Regions from separate parts of the Mus musculus genome. Here regions 2 and 3 are each linked to region 1. The links are chromatin loops, found by intact Hi-C in ENCODE. Cell type or tissue: left cerebral cortex. All regions are shown on one strand.

Evidence for each region. Hi-C counts contacts between places; a loop is a spot of excess contacts. Peaks named below come from ENCODE experiments on the same cell type or tissue, not always from the same donor. Only the 100,000 strongest peaks of a DNase experiment are listed, where the experiment ranks them.
Region 2: a loop joins it to region 1, with 4 times the contacts of the local background. A loop is called at or near these places in 14 of 42 quality-filtered maps.
Region 3: it touches region 1 in a loop (3-fold over the local background); 10 of 42 quality-filtered maps call a loop at or near these places.

The regions. Positions count from the first base shown.
Region 1 is chr11:32,452,047-32,460,046 of GRCm38, reverse strand. Ubtd2 (ubiquitin domain containing 2) reads right to left here and starts at 4,677. Exons shown (of 3, transcript NM_173784.4): 1 at 4,501-4,677. The coding sequence starts at 4,570. In left cerebral cortex, CTCF peaks have their summits at 4,308 and 4,507 (motif pointing left); DNase peaks (open chromatin) are centred at 4,148, 4,999, 5,965, 6,474 and 3 more places; H3K4me3 peaks cover 2,875 bases; H3K27ac peaks cover 2,622 bases.
Region 2 is chr11:32,529,347-32,537,346 of GRCm38, reverse strand. It overlaps Stk10 (serine/threonine kinase 10), which reads right to left and starts at 4,081. Exons shown (of 19, transcript NM_009288.2): 1 at 3,788-4,081. The coding sequence starts at 3,943. It also overlaps a transcript of Efcab9 not described here. In left cerebral cortex, CTCF peaks have their summits at 4,012 and 7,008 (motif pointing left); DNase peaks (open chromatin) are centred at 3,252, 4,159, 5,052, 5,123 and 1 more place; H3K4me3 peaks cover 2,784 bases; H3K27ac peaks cover 1,034 bases.
Region 3 is chr11:32,514,242-32,522,241 of GRCm38, reverse strand. Ubtd2 (ubiquitin domain containing 2) reads right to left here. Exons shown (of 3, transcript NM_173784.4): 3 at 3,533-6,152. The coding sequence ends at 5,755. Among named protein-coding and RNA genes, the nearest start is that of Efcab9, 9.3 kb to the left of the region's middle. In left cerebral cortex, CTCF peaks have their summits at 4,895 and 7,168 (motif pointing left); DNase peaks (open chromatin) are centred at 4,771 and 6,040; H3K27ac peaks cover 583 bases.

The DNA.
Region 1 (8,000 bases):
CAAAGAGGAAGCGTTAGCCATAAAAGAAAATTAATTGGACTTTATTAAAATTACAGACAATTGTACAAAAAAAAAAAACCCAAAAAACAAAACAAATAAGAACTATCCAGAAAATGAAAAGATCATCCACAGTATGGGAAAAACATTTGCACGGATGTATTTGACATAAAGATCCCAGCATCAGAGCCAAAGGCTTGGGTAGACACTTTCCCCAAAAGTATATGCATGGCTATCAAGTACATAAAAAGATACCAAATAGCAGAACTCATCAGGGAATTCAAACCAAACCTGAAGGACATGGCATTTCAAAACCTCTAGAGTTGCGATGTCCTGAAAAATGGAAAATAACAAGTGCTGGTGAGGAGGGAGAGAAATTGCAGAGAGATTTCAGGTAGGAATGTAAGACAAGTATGGGCTCTATAAAAAAGTCTGGCAGGTCCTCAAAAAGATAAGTAGAATCGTCATAATTCCCCAACAGTTCTACTTCTAGGTATTTTTTTTTAAAAGAAATGAAAATATATGTTTATGCAACTGAAGCTCACAAATTTATTATTTGCACCAAAATGTAGAAACAACTCAAATATAAAGCAAGAGGCAGCTAGGTAAGAGAAATGTATACACACTTACAACAGGATATTATTCAATCATAAAAAGATTAAATACTGACACCTGCTATTAGATGAGCCCAGAAAGATTATGTTAGGTGAAATAAACCACAAAGGAAAGACTACTATGAGATTCCATTTATATGAAACATTCTGAACAGGTAAACATCATTTAAAAAAAAAAAAGGTGCATTAAGAGACTGAGAAGAGAGAGACATAGCCTCTGAAGAAAAGAAATGTGGATGTGGATGGTGATGACAGTTATAGAACATTGAACTGCATTCAAAATAGTTATCAACATGTGGTGGCACACTGCATCTAGCACCCAGGAGGCAGAGGCAGGCGGATCTCTGAGTTTGAGGCCAGCCTGGTTTACAGAGTCAGGAGAGCCAGGGCTACACAGACAGACCTTGTCTTTAATAACAGTAACAAAAACAAACAACAAAAAAGGTTAATACCACATTTTATGGTAGTTTCTTAAATAAAACAAGAAAAGGAGGAAAGCTTTTTTAATTTCAGTCCTGAATAAAAAACTCTCACTGCCATTCTAAGCATTCTATATGACATGGAGGACATTATTTAGTTTCTTCAGGCTTCAATCTTCACCTACAATATAGGTTGACTGATATTCATCTCAAAGAATTGTAGACTCAATGCATCTATTAACCCCTTAGCACAGGACTCGTTACATAATAAATACCAGATAAATACAGTAGATTTTATAATTCCAAAGACACTGTTACTCACTGAGTAGGTGTCTGTAAGGCTGCTATAAATGGGTATCTGAAAGAACTCCATAACGATGCAAAGACATCCTGAAGTAGTGATTAAGGCAACACATGTCCAGCACTTGCCTAGCTTCCTGAGAACCTAGGAACCTGCAAATACCAGAACTGGTTCTCTTGGGTGTCACTAAAGAGCTCACTAAAGAGATAAACTTAAAAAATAAGCACACTGGCTTGTTTCCAATTAATTGTATTGATGCTCTCCTTAAATATTTATTTCTAAAAAATCATAAAGGGACCAGAATAAAGGCTCCAGAGTTCAATCCCTGGGACCAACATGGTAGAAGAAGAGAACCAAAAACTGTCTGTCCTCCATTTATATTTGCAACACACACATACCCTTACCCCTTGTCTACAGGTCTTAAGTACCAAGTCCAGCTTCACAATGTTATTAAAAAGAGAACCATAGAGAATACGCTATTTAAAAATGCCTCAACCATGGAAGACTCAAGGAAATGAAAGTGTGGGGAGTACATTAGCTAATCTTGAATCTATAAGACCTGTCTTGTTTCAAATTCGGCACACACACACAAAAAAAGCCTATGTACCTTAAAACCCAAACCTGAATTCTAGATAAGGTAGACCAGAAGAACTCTAGATAGCATAAAAAACTCAAACAGTGTGGTGTACGCCTTTAATCCCAGCACTCGGGGCTGGCAAGATGGCTCAGTGGTTAAGAGCGCCGACTGCTCTTCCGAAGGTCCCGAGTTCAAATCCCAGCAACCACATGGTGGCTCACAACCATCCATAACGAAATCTGATGCCCTCTTCTGGAGTGTCTGAGGACAGCTACAGTGTACTTACATACAATAAATAAATAAATCTTTAAAAAAAATTATAATCCCAGCACTCAGGAGGCAGAGGCAGGCGGATTTCTGAGTTCAAGATCAGCCTGATCTACAAAGTGAGTTCCAGGACAGCCAGGGCTATACAGAGAAACCCTGTCTCAAAAAACCAAACCAAACCAAACCAAACCAAACCAAACCAAAAAACTCAAACACAAGTCTTAGTGTGAAAATTAAGCCATCACCATAGTGTTATAATGTTCTGTAAGAATTCTCCAAATTCTTTCACAGAAGTAATCTACCTAAGATGACTTTTTTTTTGGATATTTTATACTCACATTAAAAATACTTGGATCCAGAAGGAAAAGGAAAATACAATATCCAAGTATTTCAGATTATATCTATTATGAGCCAGCTGACTTGGAAAGGCTAGGGTCATTCTAAAATGGTGGTGCTCACATAGCACTATGAATGTTAACCATCATGAAATACATCTGAAGGCTGCATTATACTCCATGTTGATAAAAATCAATATAACCAGATTAAAACTGCTGATGTTTGAAAAGCTAAGATCTTTGCTAACACCCTTAGGAAAAAAGTCATTCCCTTTCAAACAACAACAACAAAAAAGAACTGCTAACATGTTAAACTGAAACACATATTACAGTAACTTTTTGTTGTTTTTTTGGTAACACAGTTTTGCTATGCAGCCAGGTCTGGCCTGGAGCTTAAGATCATCTAGCTCCAGCCTTCAGAGTTGCTGGCTCCAGTTAGCTCTTACCTCTCATGACAGTAATGGAGAACAAAGGCTTCCAAAATTAAATTCCAGAAAGAATTCTTTTATCCCCTACAGACCCGTCTTCTGCCAGCTACATCAGGGCTATCCCGTGTCCTTTCCCCAGAAGAAAAAGACGGGGTACTCCCTCTTTTAAAACTTCTCTTTAGAAAAACTGCAGATTATGGTCCAGAAAACTTAAATGTTGAAAGAAACAGATATTAGAGCTATCTAACTGTAGGCTACTGGTAGAAATTATCTAAAGCTAGGATTTCATGCTTCTAAAAGCTCATGCTAATACTGTGATTGGATCCTAAGTTGCACTGCCAAAAGGCTCAATCTTAAAGGAATATTATAATTTTAACATATGTCAAAGTTATACTGAATGCTAGTAAGTACTAGCATGCTTAACTGGTACCATCTGATCACTGATCTGCCCTCAGCCCAGTGGTATCACGCCCTTTCTACACTTGGGCTTTGTTGTCAAAAGGACCTCACCAAGTAAATAGGCTGTGACGTGAAATCCACTACAAAGGAGCATTTCCATGGACTACTTTTTCACGACAGTTTTCACTGAGTTCTCAAATAACTTGCCCAACATTTAGTGACAGAGATTTTAGTGAAGTGGAACGGCTAAAACATCACGTAAAAAGGGAAATGTCTTGTACAAAAGTTGGGTGCCTAAGAGTCGTCTCAAGGTGTGAAAAGATGTGCCTATTCTCATGCAACTAAACAACTTTAAAATATGCACCCGATTTGAAGGCACCCAATACAAGGTTCGAATCAAATCATGTTATCCCTGGTTGGTGGCTCTTTTCTACAAGGTTCGAACTTCTACACACTCTATATACTGGATGGGCTCCGCACTTTTAAGGTCAATAAAAGCAGAGTCAATCTTACCACTCCTATCCCTCTACAACGACTACGAATGGAATTAAGAGACCTCTCATCACGGTTACGGTAACCCAGAAGTGCGAGTCGCGTTGGAAAAACTTTTACTCAAAGCACTAATCTTATACTGGGGTACTTTCTATCCTGCACGTTTTCCTTTTACGTAAGACACATCGGAATTTGACGAGTGCGCCCCGACGGCACATTGGGCTAACGCCCCTGGCAGCAGCAGAGAGCCACGTTTTCCTCGGGCCGATCGTCTCCCCCCTCCTCCATAAAACACTGCCCATGGCCACTTGGAGACTTCCCCAACCCAGCTCCAGAAACTGGAACCAACCGGGGCAGCTGTCATCCGAAACTCAGGAAAGCTGAGCCCGGCCAACTCTGCCGACGCGGGAAGGGCTGGGGGTGCGGCGGGGCCCGTCGGGGGCACTCCCGGCTGTCCCCCTCCCCGGCCCCACGAGCCGCAATCCGGCAGCCGAGTTGTCCTCCCAGCTAGAGTACCCCCCAATCCAGGCCTAGGCCCGCGGTCCCGCGTGGGGCCCGAAGCGCGTGGCGGGGCCGACGCAGAGCAGAAACGACAAAGGGGCGCGGGGTCGGGACAGGTGGCCGCCGCCGCGAACAATGGGGGGCCGCGGCTGCCCCCTGGCGCCACCTACCTCCCGTGCCGTCCGAGTTCTCGTTGAGGCTGCCCGAAGAGTCGTGCTGGGCGCCCACGCACCCGCCCATGGGGCCGCGGCCGCCACCTCAGGGCGCTCGTCCCGGCCGCCGCCTCAGCCTGCTCCCGCGTCGCCGCCTCGGGCCAGGCGCCGCTCTCTCGCCGCTCAGCCTCCGCCCCCTCGCCGCTCCTCCCACCGCCTCGCCCAGCCCCTTCCTCCGCGCCCACTTCTACCTCAGCCCCCCGGCCGCCTGGCCCGCAGGCCCGGCCCGCGTGCCTTCCTCGGCTCCCGCTCGGCCCCGCCAGGCCGGGCTTGGCCCATCCCGGGCGGGCCGCAGCGCCCGCTCGCCCCTCACTTCCCCGCGCCCCCGCGTCTAGGCAAGCCCCACCACTGCCGCCGCCGCCACCCGGCTGCCAGGCCCCATCGCCCCCGCCCGCGGCGCCACCCTCAGCCGGGCTCGGCTTGCACTCGGCCGGCCCGCTGGAACGGCCTCGAGGGGCGGGGCCGCGCTCTGATTGGCTGCATGCACCGAGGGGGCGGAGAATACCGAGCAGAACCGAGTGGAGACGAGCGCCCGAGGCCGGGAGAGTAGGGGGCAAGCGGAGGTGGGCCGGAAAGAAGGGGGAGGACTCAAGTAAGGACGAAGTGGCCAGCTCGTCCTTACTTGAGGACGAGGTGGGGCTCCTTCTGGTGTGGCCGGTGGGAGAGGGTACCGAGGAGTCGTAGGAGACTCTGGGTCGTAGACGGGCTGGGCGTGCTTAGAGGGGTTAGCCTGACCGCAAGTCCCTGCACCCCTTGAATTTGTGGAAAGCAGCGAGCTGGCCACCGAGTCTGGGTTTCCCTTACCCCAGGTCCGCAGCCCCTGCCATCACTGCGCCCGCTTGGTAGAGGTGCTCTCTGATTGTGCAGGCCTGTTGTCCCGTGCGGGGAGCGAAGGGGCACGGGTGTGTGTATCGTTCCCACAGGCTTCGCTTTACCGACAATACTACCACTCTAGATCCTGGCATTAGACATCTTAAGTCGTCTTTAGAACAAAGTGAAGTATTAATATTAATACTCTGCATTTTATAAACTAGAATTTGGTACATTGACCACGCCCAACATTCTTGGCGGTTACCATCCCAACCTAAGCCAAACTGTTAATGGCCCCTTTGGAGTTGTGCTCCTTGCTGTGGCGCCTTAACATTTTTATCGGCCTGCTTGGGTGCTTGGGTCTTTGAAAGCATTTTTTTTTCTTTTTTTTTTTTTTTTTTTTTGCCTAAGCTGTTCCACTTTTATGCCAGACTTTCCTTTTATAAAACCCTGGGTCAGCTTTTGCTTAGCATTAAAAAAAAAATTTTTTTTAAGTGAAATACCTAAGAAAGAGACAGTCTGCTTCTTAGGATTTGCATTTAAATGTATTCTCATGCACTGCTGGTGGGAGTGTAAATTGGTTCAATCTTTTTGCAAAGGTTTGGCAGTGCCAATCAACAGCTTTAAAAATGTTCCTACCATTTGAGTGGGGTTATTTCACATCTGGGAGTCTAGCTTTCAGAAAAAGTCCAAATTAAAATTTGCGGCCTGGTATTCATTTGCTAGGCAGGCAAAAATTTGGGTTAAACAAACAAAGCTCTGGGTTTATATGAAAACACAGAAATGGCTCTGAAATAGAAGTCCACTATTTTGTCTTAATGCTTGAAGGATTAGCTTTACCGTCACTGTAGGCCTGAGCTCTGAAAAAAATAAGCAGTATACAGTTAGATGTTGTTACGGATTTTCAGAGCTTGCTTTTCCATAAGGGCTTGGTAACAGCCGTGTCACAGAGCCGTCTATCTGATCCTTCCCAGCTGAATGCTCACGTTGTCAGATACTAGTCACTTTATCTCTTCCCTGAAGGAGAGAGGCTGTCTGAGAATTTGCAAAGAGATTGCTTTGTCCTGAATTTCACTCCAGAAATTGCAGCAACCAAGACTTGTACGATGTCTATTAAACAGATGGTAGGCACCCAAATGCTAAGGGCTTTCTGCTGAGCAGTACACTGGCGCCAGCAAGAGAGAGCAATCTAGTGGAAAGATTCTTAGCAGTGCTTGCTCGCCATCCTGCCTGCATCTTAGAACAGAGACACATGTTCCCAGGAGCAGAGTCATGTAGCTGTAACTCAGCCCCAGATCTGCTATTAACTTCCTGGGTTGGAATCTGGCTTCCATCTTGTATTCCCTGTATGACTTTAACTTTTTGTAGAGCCCAGGTTTCTTCTTGCCGGTAAAACAGGGCCAACAAGTAATACTCCAAGTTCTGTAGGGGCACCGTATTAACTCCTCTGTTTACTCCATATCTAGCCTCACCTATCTAAATTCATTGCTTGCCCAATCTAACACTTAAGAAACATGTTCATACATTTATATCTCTATGATTATATATGTATATATATATATATATGATTATCTGTAGATAAATTATTGCTATATATACTCTCCCTTTCCCTTTTCTTTGAGATGGTCTCACTATATAGCTTTGACCTCACCCTCACAGAGATCTGCCTTCCTCTTTTCTGCTGAATGCTGGAATTAATGGCATGAACCATTATGCCCAACTGTGTGTGTGTGTGTTTATTCATGTGTATGTGAATGTCTGTGGAGGCTAGAAAACAACCTTGGATGTCATTTCTTAAGGGTTGTCCACTGAGTTTTGTGTGGGGCGGGTACATGTGAGTGCCGGTCGGGGCCAATCTTGATGCCGAGACCAAAAAAAAAAAGGTGATTAGCAATGGAGGAAAGACACCCAATGTCAACCTCTGTCCTTCATGTGCACACACAAGCAATGTACACAGCACACACACACCTAATAACCTTCTGTAATAACTTTCAGAAACAATGTACAATATACACTTCCCCTACGATTTTTCAAAGTAATAAAAATTTAAAAATTAAATCCAACTGGGCAGTGGTGGCATATGCCTTTAACCCCAGCACTCGGGAGGCAGACTCAGGAGGATTTCTGAGTTCGAGGCCAGCCTGGTCTACAGAGTGAGTTCCAGGACAGCCAGGGCTACACAGAGAAACCCTGTCTCGAAAAACAAACAAACAAATTTAATCCATAGCCATATGTGTTAGAAGGGTATTTTTTTTCCTGGCCTCACAATTGTTGCTGTTTTGGACACTATCTACCCTTGTAGCCCGCAACCAGCCCTGAGCTCTAGGTTTTAAGTCATTGATCTTTATGCCATGATTATTCAAGTTTGGTGGACTTTGTTACTGTAGCTCTACAGTAAGTTTTAGATTTGTTCCTTTTCTCTCTCTCTCTCTCTCTCTCTCTCTCTCTCTCTCTTGAGATGCGGGTCTTTCAGTCTCATGTTTCTCAGGCTAACCTCAGATTCCTGGGCACAAATCATCATAGCCCCATCCCTGGCCCCACCCCCAGGCCACCCCAGCCCCCAGCTTCCAGGGGAGCTGGAACTACTTATATTTGCTATTATTGCACATGGCTTGTTCTTTTCTAAGCTTGTTTTGTTTATTCTGGGC
Region 2 (8,000 bases), 77 kb before region 1:
CACCCTCTGCACCAGACTGTGCTGAGGACAGTGCCTTCCACTGTAGAACTAAACACTTCCTCTCCCCTCTGCCCCATCTCACAGAAATGACTGCTCACGACAAGAACTCTGAAAACATGTCACCCATGAGCCTCATTTTGAATTCGAGTAATGAGCCAGAAATGATTTTCTTTCAGAACCAACTTTGCATCACACAAGAATGGAGTGAGGATGGCTGGACTAAATCAGCCCCCTTCTCTCCAGGCTCAGGCAGACAGACAAAGAAAGACTTGTCAGAAAGCAGAGGGGAGGCGTGGAGGGCGGGTGCACTCCTCTAATCCCAGCACTCAGGAGGCAGAGGCAGGCGAGTATCTGAGTGTGAGGTCAGCCTCCTTTACAGACGACTTCCAGGACAGCCAAGATTACACAGAAAATCCAGGCCAATGAACCAGACAGTAGCTAGAGGTCATGGCCTTTGATTTGAGAGGTTTTAGTTTAAAAAAAAGAAAAAAGCCTATGGAAGTCCTCCAGGAGGGCTGAGGACTGGCAGGAATGAACTTCGGTTAAAACGCATAACACATGAGAAGAAGGTCAAGGTGACAACACGGACATATGTCACTCAATAATGCGGGCACACCTGACAAATGCATCATCATCCGGGATTCTGCGGGCTGGAGAGATTCAGCTTGTGCTTACATAATCACAGACAGCCTGGGCTCCACAGTGTGTTTAGGCATAGATCACATATGTATGGTATCAACCTATTCTTTCCAGAGCCATGTTGAACAAACATACCACATAATGAATAGCTGGGAAGATGACTCCATTGATAAGAGCTTGCCTCACAAGAAAAAGCCTGAGTCCAGATCCCAGTACCAGCCATGGCAGTACAAAGCCTGTAATCCCAAAGTCCAGGAGGTAGAGCCAGGAAGATCCTTGGGGCTCTCAGACCAGGTAGTTAGCTCAATCTGTGCGCTCCAGGCTCAGTAGAGACCCTGTCTCAAAAAATGCTGTGGAGAGTGATTAACGAAGAAACCCAATGTCAACCTCTACCCTTCACACAAGTGTGCGTGGGCACCTGCACACTTATGGGCACAAAAATACCAAAAAACAAAAACAAAACTTGTCAGGTGGTGGCAGCACACGCCTTTAATCCCAGCACTCGGAAAAGGTAGGCAGATATCTGAGTTCAAGGCCAGCCCCCTCTACAGAGTGAGTTCCAGGGCGGCCAAGACCACACAGAAAATCCTGTCTCAACAAAAACAAAGCAAAACAAGCAAAACAAAACCCTTAAACACAAAATGAAAAGATACTTAGTCAAGAGAGGGCAAACTAAAGACAGATGAGCTGCGGCCAGCCTAGTAGGATGCTCTGTGGGAAACTTTAAAATGTTCAAATGTGTTCTAAAATAACACTAGAGAGCACCTCCTAGTAGTTACCTAACAGTGAGAGTCACCTGTCATCCTCCTCAGACATCCCAAGCCACCACACGTCACATTTCTATACACACAATGCGAGCATCACCACAAACACCCAAAGAATGAGCTGCATGCAAGGCACAGCACTGCGTCAACAGAGGTGTCTCTGCTCCTTTATAGTCTCAGGGGGCCAGCTGGGTTTTTTGTTTTTGTTTTTGCTTTTTATATGTAAGTACACTGTAACTGTCTTCAGTCACTCCAGAAGAGGGAGTCAGATCTCATTACAGATGGTTGTGAGCCACCATGTGGTTGCTGGGATTTGAACTCAGGACGCTGGAAGAGCAGTCAGTGCTCTTAACCGCTGAGCCATCTCTCCAGCCCGCAGGGGGCCATCTTTGTCCGTGCAACCCATCACCAACCCTGACAGACTGTCCAGGAACCAACAAAATAGTGGGTGACCGGAGAGCAGAGTTTTACCCAGCAAGCAGAAAAGACAATGGAGAGTCTTGCCTTTTAGAAAGCAAAGTTCTGCACTAAAGTTTAAATAAAAAATGAACCACAGAAATCCAGAACAGGGCATTTGGGGACGGAGGGCAAACTAGAGACAGATGAGGTCCTGCAGTCTAGCAGGAGGCTTTACAGGAAACTTGTAAACAATGGAGAAGGATCTGAAGTGACAATTGAGAGCATCACATAGTAGGTACACAAGAAGGTGACTCAAAGTCCCTAAGAGAGAAAAAAAAAATTATGGAGAGCCAAGAGCATGCACGGACGGAAAAATGGCTGAACATTAGAGACGGTGAGTCAGGCTGGGGGCTCTCACGGCGGTCAAGGCACCTCTGCAGGAGCAGGCAGCATCAGAGAGAGCTGACTGAGAGAGAGGCTGGGGACCATTTCCTGACATCACTAGAATGCAGCAGAGGAGCAAGGCCTGGAGGACCGATGAAAGGGTAGACTGGCCCGGTAGCCCTCAAATATGGAGAAACCCCTCAGCCAAAGTGTTCCATTCAGTTGGAAGGCCAGGTGACCTCTGCTTGACTCTCCCACTGGGGAACTTTGCCCTAGTGGGGGTTCCTCAGCCCTCCCACAGGAAGTACAACTCAGAGAGGAGGTCTCCAAGGGTCTGACTGGCCTCCAAACTGCTACTGCTCCAAGCTGCTGGAGCACTATAATCTGAGTGCTGAGTGGGGCCCGAGTCTTAAGCTTCTTTCTGTTTGCTTTGGTTTTCTGTTTGTGTCACCCTGAGTCAGGGTTTTTTTCTGTGTGGCCCTGGCTGTCCTGGACTCACTCTGTAGATTAGGCTAGCCTCAGACTCAGATCTGCCTGCCTCTGCAGGAATTGAAGGTGTGCACCACCACGCCCAGCTGAGAGTCTTAGTTCCTTACAAGCTTCCCAAGGATGCTATAGCATCTTTCCTAGGGAGCACACTTCTGGGGCGAGAAGCAGACCAACGCTAGCATATCAATTTCAAGTCAAAGGGAGCATGGCCCGACTTGGGGAACTGGAAAAGCCCTTTCTGGGGTCCAGCATCCTGAAAGGGTCAGTGAGGCCTCTAACTACCAAAGCCCCAAGGACAATGACATATGGCTTTGGAGGGCAGCTAAGACAGCTGAACTATGGGAGTCTCCCAATAAAAGTAGGGGATGCTATGCTGTAGTGGCCAAACCTACAGTCCAAGCTACTCCAGAGACTGAGGCAAGTAGATCTGGGAGACCAGCCTGAGCAGCCTGGTTGGGGAAGCCGGGGGAGGGGGAGGGTGTTGAGGAGGAGGAAATGAGAAAGGGTGGAGTCAAGATGAGTTAGGTACTTTGAACAACAACCCAGGCACTCAGAATTGGCTCAGAGGACCAAACCCCAGGAGCTGTCCGTCTGCACACGTGTCTATATGGAATCATCTATGCCCCACCCACTCCTCCTCAGCCTGTCTTCCTCCAGGGGAGAGGTAACTGCAGACAGGGAGCCTCTGGTGACTCAGGCGACTAGAAGCCAAATCTGTGCCCTGCAGCTGCATTCACAGGACCCTGTCCTCGCTTTCCGTTGAGCCTTCTAATCCCAAGCCTGTCCTCACTTACTCCAGGGCCCTTCTGACCTCCCCAGTACCGATCGTAGGCTCATCTTCAGAAGTGTCCTCAACTCCCAACCCTTGCAGGCACAGCCCAGAGCCTGAATATTCCCACAACATCGGTATAGTCCCTCTTTAAAAGATGTGTCCCTATCACCGTGATCCTGGGGATGCCTCCGGTAGCCCCCTGGGATGCCTCGATCCTACAAACGTCCCTTTGTGCCCTGTACAGGGCACACAGGAAGTGCTCAGAAGCAGCTGTGCGGGGGGTGGGAGTGGGGGTCAGGGGCTCGCAGGACCTGGTAGGCTCAGCAATCGGAACTCTCACCTTGTAGACTTTGCCGAAGGCGCCGTCTCCCAGCTCGCCCACGATCTCCCATACATCGTTGGGGTCCAGGTCCCGGCGGACGTGCTCATATTCACGGGACTTTCTCTTCTCGAAGGTGGATAACCGCAAGATGCGGCGGAAATTGGCGAAAGCCATGCTGGATGAGGAGCGCGACGACAGGACCCGCGGCTTCGGAGAGCCGCCCTCCTCGCAGCGCAGCACCCGCCGAGTGCGCCAGCGGCCACAGGGAGCTGCAGGAACCGCGGCCCGCCCGCCCCGCCCCGCCCCCTCCTAGACCCGCCTGCAGGACGCCCGGCACCCGCGCGCGCGCCTGTCCCCGCCGGCTCCACCTGCTCTGCGGCGCCCCGAGACCCCTCAATTGGCTGCGGGAGCTCGCGGCTCCGCCCGCGCCGCGGGGCACTCTGGAGACTGTAGTCCGCCGGGTGGCCGGCCCCTGGGCCCGCTGCGCCTCCCGGAACCCCAAACCTCCGGGGTTCAGCTGGTGTCTTTCAACCGCCGTCGGTGCCGAGTGGGTGCATCAGCGCACAGAACTCTCCCGCTGAGGCTTGGTTCGCCAGCTTCCCGCGCGAGATGCCCGCACCCCTCGCCCCGGGACTCACCCCAGTCCTCGGTGCTCTTTGCCTCAAAGTTCACGCGGTCCCAGGTGGCTTTCGCCACACTTCCTAGGCAGGTCTCGTGCTGCCTCTGAGCCCCGCAGAAAGCAGAGCCCCGCGCTTACGCCCATCCGGACTTTCCCCGCCTCCGCCAGCCACAAACGGCCGGGACGCTGGACATGAAACGAGAGTCCCTTTAGGACCTTTAGGCTTCATGGTAGGTTAGCAAATATATTCCTTATTAAGTAAAACTTTCTAGTTATTTTGCGAATTAAAAAGCCCCATTAGAGATAAAAGCGGAGTCATCTCTGGGATGGTGCTCCTATATCCTGGTCCTCATCCCTCTCTACCTTGGCTGCGGGCGTCCCGCATCTTGCACAGCGTCTTTGCTTGGTATCAGAACGTGGGTTCTAGTGATTGTGCTGGGGGCTGGGCAGCTGCAGAATCTATGCTGGAGACCCTCCCATCCTGAACAAGAGTGTCTCACACTCGGGCACTCTTAACTCGAGAAAGCGTTTTAATTGTTGGTCCCCTTCGTCCGGACTCTTCGAAAATATCCCTAGAGTCTCGCGCCAAATGCTGTTCCCCCATTCGAAAAGCCGGCTGGAGAGTGAATACTAGGCGCGGAGAGGGTTGTGTGTGCTAAGGACGTCCGGAATAAAAGTTGCTCCAGTTCCAATTGTTCCCACCACAAAATGAGTGCGGGGAAAATTTATAATTAAAAGAAGAAAATGTCATGCAAAACTGTTCTTGTTGAGTCAGCCTGTGGACCAGCCAAAGTGTACATCTGTCACTCGGTTGAGCGGGACCTGCTGAAGTCTGTGCAGCTATACCGGGTGGACAGAGGGTCAGAATGCGCTAACCATTTCCAGGAGTTCCAAAAGAAAACAAAGTAAGGATAAAAATGGAAAGGTCCGTTAAAAATGTCCTGCTACATGAAAGAAGCCAGACCCAAAGATCGCACGAGGTATGACTGCATTTTTATGACCGGTCCAGAAAAGGCAACGCTGTGGAGTTGCTCCCAGACACGGGGACTGACTGGAAAGAGCCATGAGGAATCTCACTCTGGTGGTGAAAATGCTGGGTCTCAGTGGCAGGGGGTGGGGGTGGGGGCGTAAAGGGACAGTTCCACAACTCCGGAAACTTGCCCCAAATCACGAGTGACTTTTGTTTTGTAAGGTGTTTGGGTGGGGGGCGTGTAACTTATGTAGCTGGAGTTAAAAGGAGGCTCAACAGAACCAAAGCTGCTTTGAAACTTCTGTTAAATCGGGGTTTCTTTCCTCAACTGTCTCTGGCTACAGAGCCTCACACTAATCTAGTGAATGAAGGGCTGTGCCTTCCCCCCACCCTACTTTCTGGAACAACTTAAAATAGAAATTAGTAAGATCAAGCTGGGCATGGTGGCGCATGCCTTTAATCCCAGCATTTGGGAGGCAGAGGCAGGCGGATTTCTGAGTTTGAGGCCAGCCTGGTCTACAAAGTGAGTTCCAGGACAGCCAGAACTACACAGAGAAACCCTGCCTCAAAACAAAACAAAACAAAACAAAAAACCAAAAAACCACCACCAACAACAACAACAACAAAAAAAAACACCACCACCACCAAAAAAGAGTAAGATCGATAAATAGTGCCTTTGATGTGTTTATCTCAATGAAAGAGTCTAAGTTTGCAGTTTTATTACAGCCTTTCAGTGTCTTTGAGATGCTGACCACTTTTTTGTGTTATTGGATTTGGCAGGAGTGGAAGGGGAGCGATATTTTGTTTGAGACAGGGTTACTCTATGTAGTCCTGGCTGTCCTGTTACTTGAGGCTGGCCTCACAGAACTCCTCCTGCCCCTGCCTCCCTAATGCTGGGAATTAAAGGTCAAATTGGGGCCCTACAGCATCTTCCTACCATTCTGTTCTTTCCTTGGCCATTAAAAAACAATAAATTTCCTGTCTTTTTGCATCTAGGAATTTTATTGTTTATTTCTGTGTGAGTGTGTGTGTTTTTTCCAGTGTATGGGTTCACATGTTGAGGTCTGAGGACCACTTACAGAAATTGGTTCATTCCTGCCACCATGTGGGTCCTCAGGATTAACTCAGAATTATTAACTCAGACCTCCAGGCTCTGCTGAGCCACCTCACTTTTTAAACATGTTATCTTTGTGTACTATTGATGTGATCTGGGCTGCTTTTATGTTTATATGAGTATGGTGTTTCCCTGCTACTGAGGGTTGAGCCCAGGTTCTTGTACAGAGGAAACATGCTCTGTGATGGAACTACACCCCCAAGGTGAGCCAAAGTTTTTAACTTAAAAAAGTTTTTCCCCTCGCCTGGCGATGGTGGCGTATGCCTTTGATCCCAGCACTTGGGAGGCAGAGGCAGGCAGATTTCTGAGTTCAAGGCCAGCCTGGTCTACAAAGTGAATTCCAGGACAACCAGGGCTATACAGAGAAACCCTGTCTCGAACACCCCCCCCCCCCAAAAAAAAATCAACTTAAAGTGCTGGAGTGATGTCTCCTCAATGGTTGCTCTTCCAGAGGAAGATTCAATTCCCAGTACCCAGGTGGCAGTGCAAGGTCATCTGTCACTCCAGTTTCATGTGACCTGAAGCCCTCTTCTGACCTTCCAAGGCACTGCATGAGGGTAGTGCACAGAAATACATGCAAGCAAAAACACTTAAGGGGGGAAAATTCAATTTAGGGCAGGCATGGTGGCACATATCTTTGATCCCAGCATTCAGGAACCAGAGGCAAGTGACTCTCTGAGTTCAAGGCCAACCTGCCCTATATATCAACTTCCAGACCAGCCAGAGTTACATAGTGAAAGCCTGTCTCAAAAGAACACGAATCAAGTTCTTTGAGGTTTCATTTCTATCAGCAGGAATGTTCTCCCTTAAGATTCTCTGTTAGGGAGTTTTGCCAGGACTGGGTTGTCCCACAGTCAGGATAGAGAAACATCTCCATTGCCTCTCCAGGCAACTCCCATACCCTCTCCTTTCAAATTTATCTTTCCAGCGCTGGAGATTAATGCCAGACCCTTGCTCATGCTAGGCAAGTGCTCAGCCACGAACCACACAGTGGCTTGTGCTTAGCTTCTTTTAACTCAACACATTTCTGATATTCATCATGTTGAATGAATCCATGGCTCGCCCATATTCTACATTAATACACTGTCCATCAACCATTGAGGGACAGACAGCTGGGTTTGGGATTTATCCATTTGGTTATTATGAATAAAGCTGACATATGGAAATGATGGAGTTGAGGACATCTGACCTCAAAATTCGTCACTTTCTTGCCCTTCATTCAATGGGTCCCCATCTCCTTCCTCTATCTGAGCAAAGGCACAGAGATGCTAAGAATCAACTGAAATCCTTTCTGACCTCCTGCCACACTTTCCTACAGATGACTTTCCATTCTTCACCAAGCCTAAGGCCAAAGGATCTGTCTCACAAGACTACTTCACTCTTGGCACACACAAGTCATAAGTTCAGGGTGTTGTCTGGTGTTTTAACCAATCAGTAATAACATCAGAGGGCCCCATGATTTATAAGGTTAGATAGAACAGTGTGTATGCACACATCTATGTGTACATCTATGTGCATATGTATGCAT
Region 3 (8,000 bases), 62 kb before region 1:
AGGGAGGTCTTGGGAACTTAAACTTTACTAGACCCCCTCCTCAAAATGGAAGTCTTATTTTAAATAGATGCAGGTGTCTCTCTTATGTTGGGGTCCATCCTAGGGGCAGCTTATAAAGGCAGATACCATAAAAGCTTATACATAGGTGCAGGAAGTGCTGTTGGGTAGTTAGTTCAGGTCCAATCTTATTGTGGGCATACAAAACAGTTCCACTGACTTCTACTGCGATTGGTTTTCAAGGGCACGGAACATAATCAAATATGTAAACAATCCTGGCATTAAAAAGTTTCCTTATAACGGCAGGATATCCAGGTAGCATTATTTTACCTAGGACCTAACATTTATAACATTCTAATTGACCTCAAGACAACCAGAGACTTTGAGGGTCCCCAATACCACTGACCTGATACTCAATAACATAATCAAACCTGGTATGCCACCAATGTATGAAGAAACAGCTCACCCAAGACCCTTATCTGCAAGTCAAACTGGGAACCATGAAATCCAGCTATTTATTGTAAAGCCTCATTAACAAATGGGGGATTTGGCTAACAGGTTTGTGAATAAGATAAATGCAACTGGCAGTAGGTGCTTCTTGCCATGGTACCACAGTGAGAAGGGAACCAGGAAAAACCAAATCCCAGGTAGAACTGGTCATTTCAATCCCTTCTATAGAGATAAAGGTATTGCTTTGGGGGAATTGCAAGCAACCTCATCAGTCCCTATGCCCTTCCAACATTAACAACAGTCTGTGGTTACTACAGTGTCTGTGCCAGGTAGCCAGGGACACTCTGTGCAGGCTGGCACTCCAAAGTGAAAAATGACAGCCAGAGACTGGCCAAGCAGAAAGGCCTCACCACTGAGCTTATGTTACAAGTGTTAGTTCTCTTTGAGACTAGATGGCTTCTGTCAGGGGGCAGCTTTAGGGTCTAGGTGTGATTCTTTGGGAAAACGCTCCAGAGGCCTTTGATGGTCCCAGACGGTATTGAGCATCTTGAGTAAAGGATAACGGCTCCCAGAGCAGACACAGCACTATATCCTTTACTCAGAATGGAGGTGAGGGAGGGGGCGGGAGAGCTCGAGAGAGTACTTAACCTGTCTTTTTTCCCATGGGAGTCGGGCGGCACTGTAAAGCTTTAATGAACAGAACATCAGAATCAGATTTTTTTTCTTTTTTTTTTTAAAAGGATTTATTTATCTTTATGTGAGTACACCCCAGAAGAGGGCATCAGATCTCATTATGGGTGGTTGTGAGCCATTATGTAGTTGCTGGGATTTGAACTCAGGACCAGTCAGTGCTCTTAACCGCTGAGCCATCTCTCCAGCCCCAGCATCAAATTTCTGTGGAAGCACTCAGTGTGTGTTATATACATGTGGAGTTGTAGTTGGTTCTGATCCTTCTTGTGTGTTACAAGGGTTAGTTAGTTTTTGGGGCAAGTGCTAAGCTATCTTGACAACCCATCAAAATTTAAAACATTCCTTTTTTAAGCATCTTCATGATGGGTCAATGGCAATTGTGTGTTTGCAGCACCCAAGGGCTGAAGACATAGATTGATTAGGAGGGCATCTTGGGCTTTGTAGCAAGAACTGTCTCAAGGCACAAAACTCCTGGTAGTTCTAGAAGGGAGTCAGGAATTATAATTTATAAATGAGAATCTGTGTAAAAACTAAAATTCAAACAAACCAGTCAAACAAATCTAGTTTGTGTTGGGACTAGAAATACAAAGAAAATAACCAATCTGAGTTTGCTTTGCTATAGAGCATTTTATTTTAGATTTATATATTTCATGTGCTTGAGTAATGTGTTTGCTTAAGCATATATGACTGCACACTGTGTGATTGCAGGCTGCCCTCAGAGGTCAAAAGACAGCACTGAGAAGAGTCACAGAGAGTTGTGAACTACCATGCTGGTGCTAGGAATCAAACCTGGGTCCTCTGCAAGAACAAGCTTTTTGTTTTATAAAGAGTTCCAAGTTGTTGTTGTTTTTAATCAAATTTATTTATTTTATGTACATGAGTGTACTGTAGCTGTCTTCAGACACATCAGAAGAGGGCATCAGACCCCATTACAGATGGTTGTGAGCCACCATGTGGGTGCTGGGATTTGAACTCAGGACCTCAGGAAGAGCAGTCAGTGCTCTTAGCCGCTGAGCCATCTCTCCAGCTCCAGCTTTTTTTTTTTCCCTAGTGACTTAAAAAAAATTAGCAGCGAATGCGCAGGGCTTGGAGAGCCGTTCAGCCGTCAGTGTGATACTTGTGAGGCCCTGGGCTCCATGCTGTGTATATCGGTGCTCTGAGTCTGCAGTTTTCAGACTGCATTACAAGTTCCTAGTCACATGAGTGTTCTAGAGCACAGGCAATGGGGAGGGGCAGGGGGACACTATGGGTGAGACTCTCTGGCCTGGTAAAGGTTTTAGCCCAGGTCCACAGGCAGATTCTTCCACATCACTGTCTGTTAGAAGGAACTTTGAGGGGCATTAGCTAAGCAAAGCAGTCACCTCTTCCCCTAGTGCTTGGTTCTCATGTGTTCTCCCCATCCTAGACCTCACACTTCAGACTAAGTAAGGCCAAGTCAACTGTGTCCAACCTCTGACAAGTTACCCAGGCTCCTGTCACAGAACTAGAGATGACAGTCTAACAGGTCCTATCATAAGAGACCCCAAGGGCAGTCACAGGATACTAGCCATCTCCAAAGATGCTATCAGCTGGATTCCCTTTCTAAGAAAAATGCACAGGGTCAGACCAGCTGAGTGATGCCCATTTGCTAAGAAGGCTACCTTTCCACCACCACGAAAAAGATAAAAATTATCAAGCAGCTTCAGGAAAAGGGGCCATGGTCTAATCTTTTCACACTCATAAGCTCCAGAAAACAATGAAGTAGTTAGTGAAAGAAAACTAAATGAGAGGCTAGTATCCTTTGGAATAGGGAAGGCCCTTTAAGAAACCCAGAGGCCATAAAAAGTCCAACAGATGATGTGTTGTTAAAGAGAGGAACTCCCTTCTTAGGCCCTGGCTGGCTGGGAACGCCACAGGCAGAGCAGGCTGCCCTCCAATTCAGATTGCCTCTACCCACCAAGTGCTAGGATTAGAGATGAGCACAACCACACCTGATGAGACTTAAAAGGTTTGACTATGAAAAACTTGAAAAATTAGCACAATACACACAAAGTAAGATATATACACCATTGTTTGAGTATGTGAATGCAGAGGCCAGAGATGACACTGGGTGTCATTCCTCTCAAGGCGGGTCGCTCACTGAAACTGGAGCTCCCCAGTTTGGCCCAACTGGCTGAGTGTTGGAATCCAGTGTTGCCTTGGCAGCACAGCAAGTAGTAGCGACTGAGCCATGGTGAACCTATTTTAGACCAAGGCAGCAGTGCTGGTGAGGCACACCTCTAAGTGACCTGCAGTATGTGGTGGAGCAGAGCTTAGGTTTGGTGGTCACTACCGGTTTTAGAGAGAACACTTCACACTTTCCTATAGGATGCAGGAAACTGTCGCTGTATAGAGAAATAATGGCAAAGACAAAGAGAAAAGTTGAATTTTTTTTTTTAAAAAAAGCACAAAACCCCTACATACTAAAATGATACACATCAAGTATTGATCCAATCTTACATCGACCTATTGACAATTACCAGCACCATGTTTTTTTCTCACCTAGGTTATTAACCTATTGACAATTTCCAGCACCTAGGTTTTTTTCTCACCATGCCTGGAGGATTGTTATTCAAAGTATATGTTCCTTTAAAATTTAAACAAACAAACAAACAAACAAAAACCAAAAGACCCCACAAATCTCTTAGGACAAACCCTCAAGAAACAAGACCTTTTAACAATCAGGTTATTCATGACACCATCAAATTTCCTTTAGAAAAATAATAGGTTTAACCACTTTTCCAACTGACGGACTTTGAGATACTGTTATTCAATATGACAAATGAACCAACCTTCTTGATGGTGGGAGGGAGATGCACTGGAATACCCTAGAGCCTCCACATGGAAATGTGGGCATCCTTGGTTGCTAAAGCTGTGTGTGCACTTCTGAATTTAGATCAGTCACCACCAAATCTAAATTAGATACAATCACAAACTAAATGATGAACAGAATTAGGGAAATGGTTAAAGTTCTCAGAAATGTAAGTTATAATTATAGATATATTTAAACAGGCTATAAGAAATTTAATACTTAAAAATTACATTTTAAACTGCTTAGAGGTTTCATTCTGCCACTAAAATTATGAATGGCATTTTATATCCGAATAGGAGGTTTGGTATTTCCTGACTGAGAAAAGCACAGACCCTTCTTTCATCTACTGTTCACATCTCACAAACTTTCAGAGACAGTGTGGTCACATGATAGTCCCCTTCTCAGGGAACCAACTTTTTTTTTTAAGACACAGTCTCACTAAGTAGCTCTGGCTGGCCTAGAACTAGCTGTGTATTCCAGGCTGGTCTCAAATTCTGAGATCTGCCTCTTTCTACCTCTCAAGGCCCAGGATTAAAGGCAGGTACAACATGCCTGGCAAAAACAGCTTTTAAAAGGCTCCAGATTAAATATAACCCTTGGCAGCTTTCTCCAGAGAAGGTGAGCCTGATTTACTATGTTCAGTCCCTTAGCCCAGTGTGCAGATGGAGGTTAATTCACCTTTGTTGGGAAGGTGTGGGAGGAACCCTGCCACCACAGTGACTGGAGTCAGAGTTAAGTGAAAGCACTCCAGTCTGAGCCAGGCGCTACCATCTGTTCCCACCAATGCAGTTTAAATGACACTAGTTAGCTATCACACACGAACATTTTGAATTGGAATTTTCTCCAAGGCTTAGAATAGGCACAGTTTTCCCAGGAACAGGCAGAGAGGGTTTTACTCACATTCCCTGCAGGCAGGAAGGAGAAGATTGCTTTTCATTCTGGACTGGAAGCAGCTATACTCCATTTCTGTCTTGCCTGGCCCAGGAATATATAGGCGGGGCCAGGAAGCTACAGAAATGGTCACGCAGAGCATCAGGGTCAGCAAAGACATCACATAGTAGCTAGCTGTCAAGCCTGGGTCCACAGATATGTTAAGATTACTATGAAGCAAGACTAGAAACTTCTCAACTGAGAATACAAGCTCTAACTACTTACTAACGTGCTGCTCAGGGCGCCAGAGGGTGCCCGCTGCCAGCATGACGGCCACAGGACTGAGTGCATGTCAACAGGGAGCAGAACTTGGTGGGAGGGGAAGGAACACTGACAACTCCCAGTCTCACTGCCTCCTGGTGGGTAGGACTACAAACCCAGAAGAGAAGCAAAACTCTATGCTCTTTTAGGTTCCACTTTAAAAGAAAAAAAAGATTAGGTTTTGTAACTGTTATTGATGGTTCTGGAAAAAAAAAAATTTGACATGTATGTCATAAAAATTCTGTGTCCAAAAGGTGCTTGGTGCTGTTTTTGATGGGTCTGGTGTCTGTTTACATTCGAGATCATTTAAATACAGCCATTACACAGTTGATAAATGTTTTAAAATAAATGGTTATCTATTTCTTAACTGTCTTTCAAATTAGAAATTGTAATTATAAGAGTATCAGAGGCTGGCTCTGTGTGTTTTATTATTTTTGTTGGTCTCCATCACAGATGGAATTTTTCACTGGTAATTCCTCAGAACTAAATCCATTCATAGGGAATTCAGAGCAGTGAAAATAAATTTCACGCCTTAAGAGTAAGAAATGGTAACAATAAAAAGGAGCCACGGGATCTTGGAAGAAGGCAAGTCCAGCTCAGTTCTCCACTGGTGTTGGGGTTTGCACAGGCTGGCTCACTATAACCTGCACCACATAGTCCTTGGGGATCTTCAGCTCCTCCAGCTTCATCTTATCCGTGAGAGGCCTGCCAGAGAAGAACCAGCGCTGGCTGCCTGGCTCCACGCCCTCTGTGGCGTGTAAGCGCCTCTTCATGTGAAACACTGTGTCTGTGCTGCGGACCACGAGCCTGAGGTCTTTGCCTGTGGAGAGCCGCAGGCGGAGCTGAGATTCGTGTCCAGAATTGGGAGGTGGCTCAGGAATATCAAGAGTCTCTATGTCACTCTTTTCCTCTATCATGTTGATTGGTGGTGCCAGGCAATAGACTGGCAGCTGGTACCGGTTCCCCAGCTCATCGTAGCACTCTGTCAGTGCACCTGCAGAGAGAGGGGACAGGGACAGTTTCAGTGAGTGTGCTTCTCTCTACTCAGTGCTGTCAGCTTTATCTCTCTCATCAGAAACTCCGACAGGTACGCTGCTAGGGAATCAGAGCAGGAAAGCCAAGACAAAAGCTCTAAGAGGACTCTGGCAGACATGGGGCCCTGCCAGTTTATCACCGTGGATCCTTACTCCCTCCCTGCAAACAGAAGAAAACGCCTGTGCTTCCAGCAGTGGGAACAAAAGAAACCACATGCGGGACTGTGCATCAGGTGCAGCTACACATGTATCGACATTAAAAGAATCGTAAAAAATACTATGAATACCCCCATGCCTACAAATTTGATCCACTAGATGAAACAATTCTCTGAAAAACATTATCTGACAAAGCTTACAAATGTAGAGGCAATCTGAGTAGGTCTTATCAACAGAAACTGATTCAGTAACTAATAACTTTTTAAAACAGAAAGCAGCCGGACGGTGGTGGCGCACGCCTTTAATCCCAGCACTTGGGAGGCAGAGGCAGGTGGATTTCTGAGTTCGAGGCCAGCCTGGTCTACAAAGTGAGTTCCAGGACAGCCAGGGCTATACAGAGAAACCTTAATGTTTTGTACCTTAATGCTACAGGTACAAAACAACACAACACAAAACACCTCTAAAGGCTAATCTCAAGAAAAGACTGCAATATCTTCAACAAAATATGAGGTAAGTCAAATACAACACTTAAAAAACATTACATACCACTCTCAAGTCAAAATTAATTCTAAGTATTCAAGACTGGCTCAATCTTTAGATATTTGCTAATTCATAGCATTAGGTTAAGCAAAAAAGTATCATAAGCAAAAAAACCCACTTGGCAAAATCTAGTACTTCTTGATAAAAACTCTCAGCAATACTACCTCTTAGCTTCATAAAGAACAGTTTTAGGGGGCTGGAGAGATGGCTTAGTGGTTAAGAGCACTGACTGCTCTTCCAGAGGTTCCAGCCATGGTGGTGGCTTACAACCATCTGTAATGGGATTTGATGCCCTCTTCTGGTGTGTCTGAAGACAGCGACAACGTACCTACAAAAAAAAAAAAAAAAAAAAAAAAAAAGAGCCGGGCATGGTGGTGCACACCTTTAATCCCAGCACTCGGGAGGCAAAGGCAGGTGGATTTCTGAGTTCGAGGCCAGCCTGGTCTACAAAGTGAGTTCCAGGACAACCAGGGCTATACAGAGAAACCCTGTCTTGAAAAAAAAAAAAAGTTAAAAAAAAATCCTGTAACACTAAACTTAAAGGTTAAATTTCTCATTAAGATTAGGAACTAGGCTAGTGCAAGACAGATTAGGAAGGAAAGAACAGAAATGTCTTTACTAGTAGCTTTTCTAGGCCAGTGGTTCTCAACCTTCCTAATGCTGTGACCTTTAATCCAGTTTCTCATGTTGTTGTGACCCCCCTAAACAATAAAATAATTTTTGTTGCTTCTTCAGATTTTTGCTACTGTTATTAATTGTAATATATCTGATACCAGGATATTTGATATATGTCCCCAAAGGGGTCTTGACCTAGAAAATCTGAAGAATCAACAAAATGATCTCAGATCCAATGAGCATCACATTAAGGTTAATCTATAAAGCTGGCTGCCCCACATGCAGCAGCAAACAATGGTGTCTGAAACTACAAGACCATGTACATTAGCACACCCAAAGCGGGGCATGAAGATACAAACCTTAACAAATGTTTAAGACCTGAGCAGATAATGGAGGACTTGTAGTACCCAAGATGGTATGGAACTGGGCATGGAAGCTTATACTGTAACCCCAGCACTTGGAAGGGTGAATTATGAAGAGAGCAATAATTTGAGGCT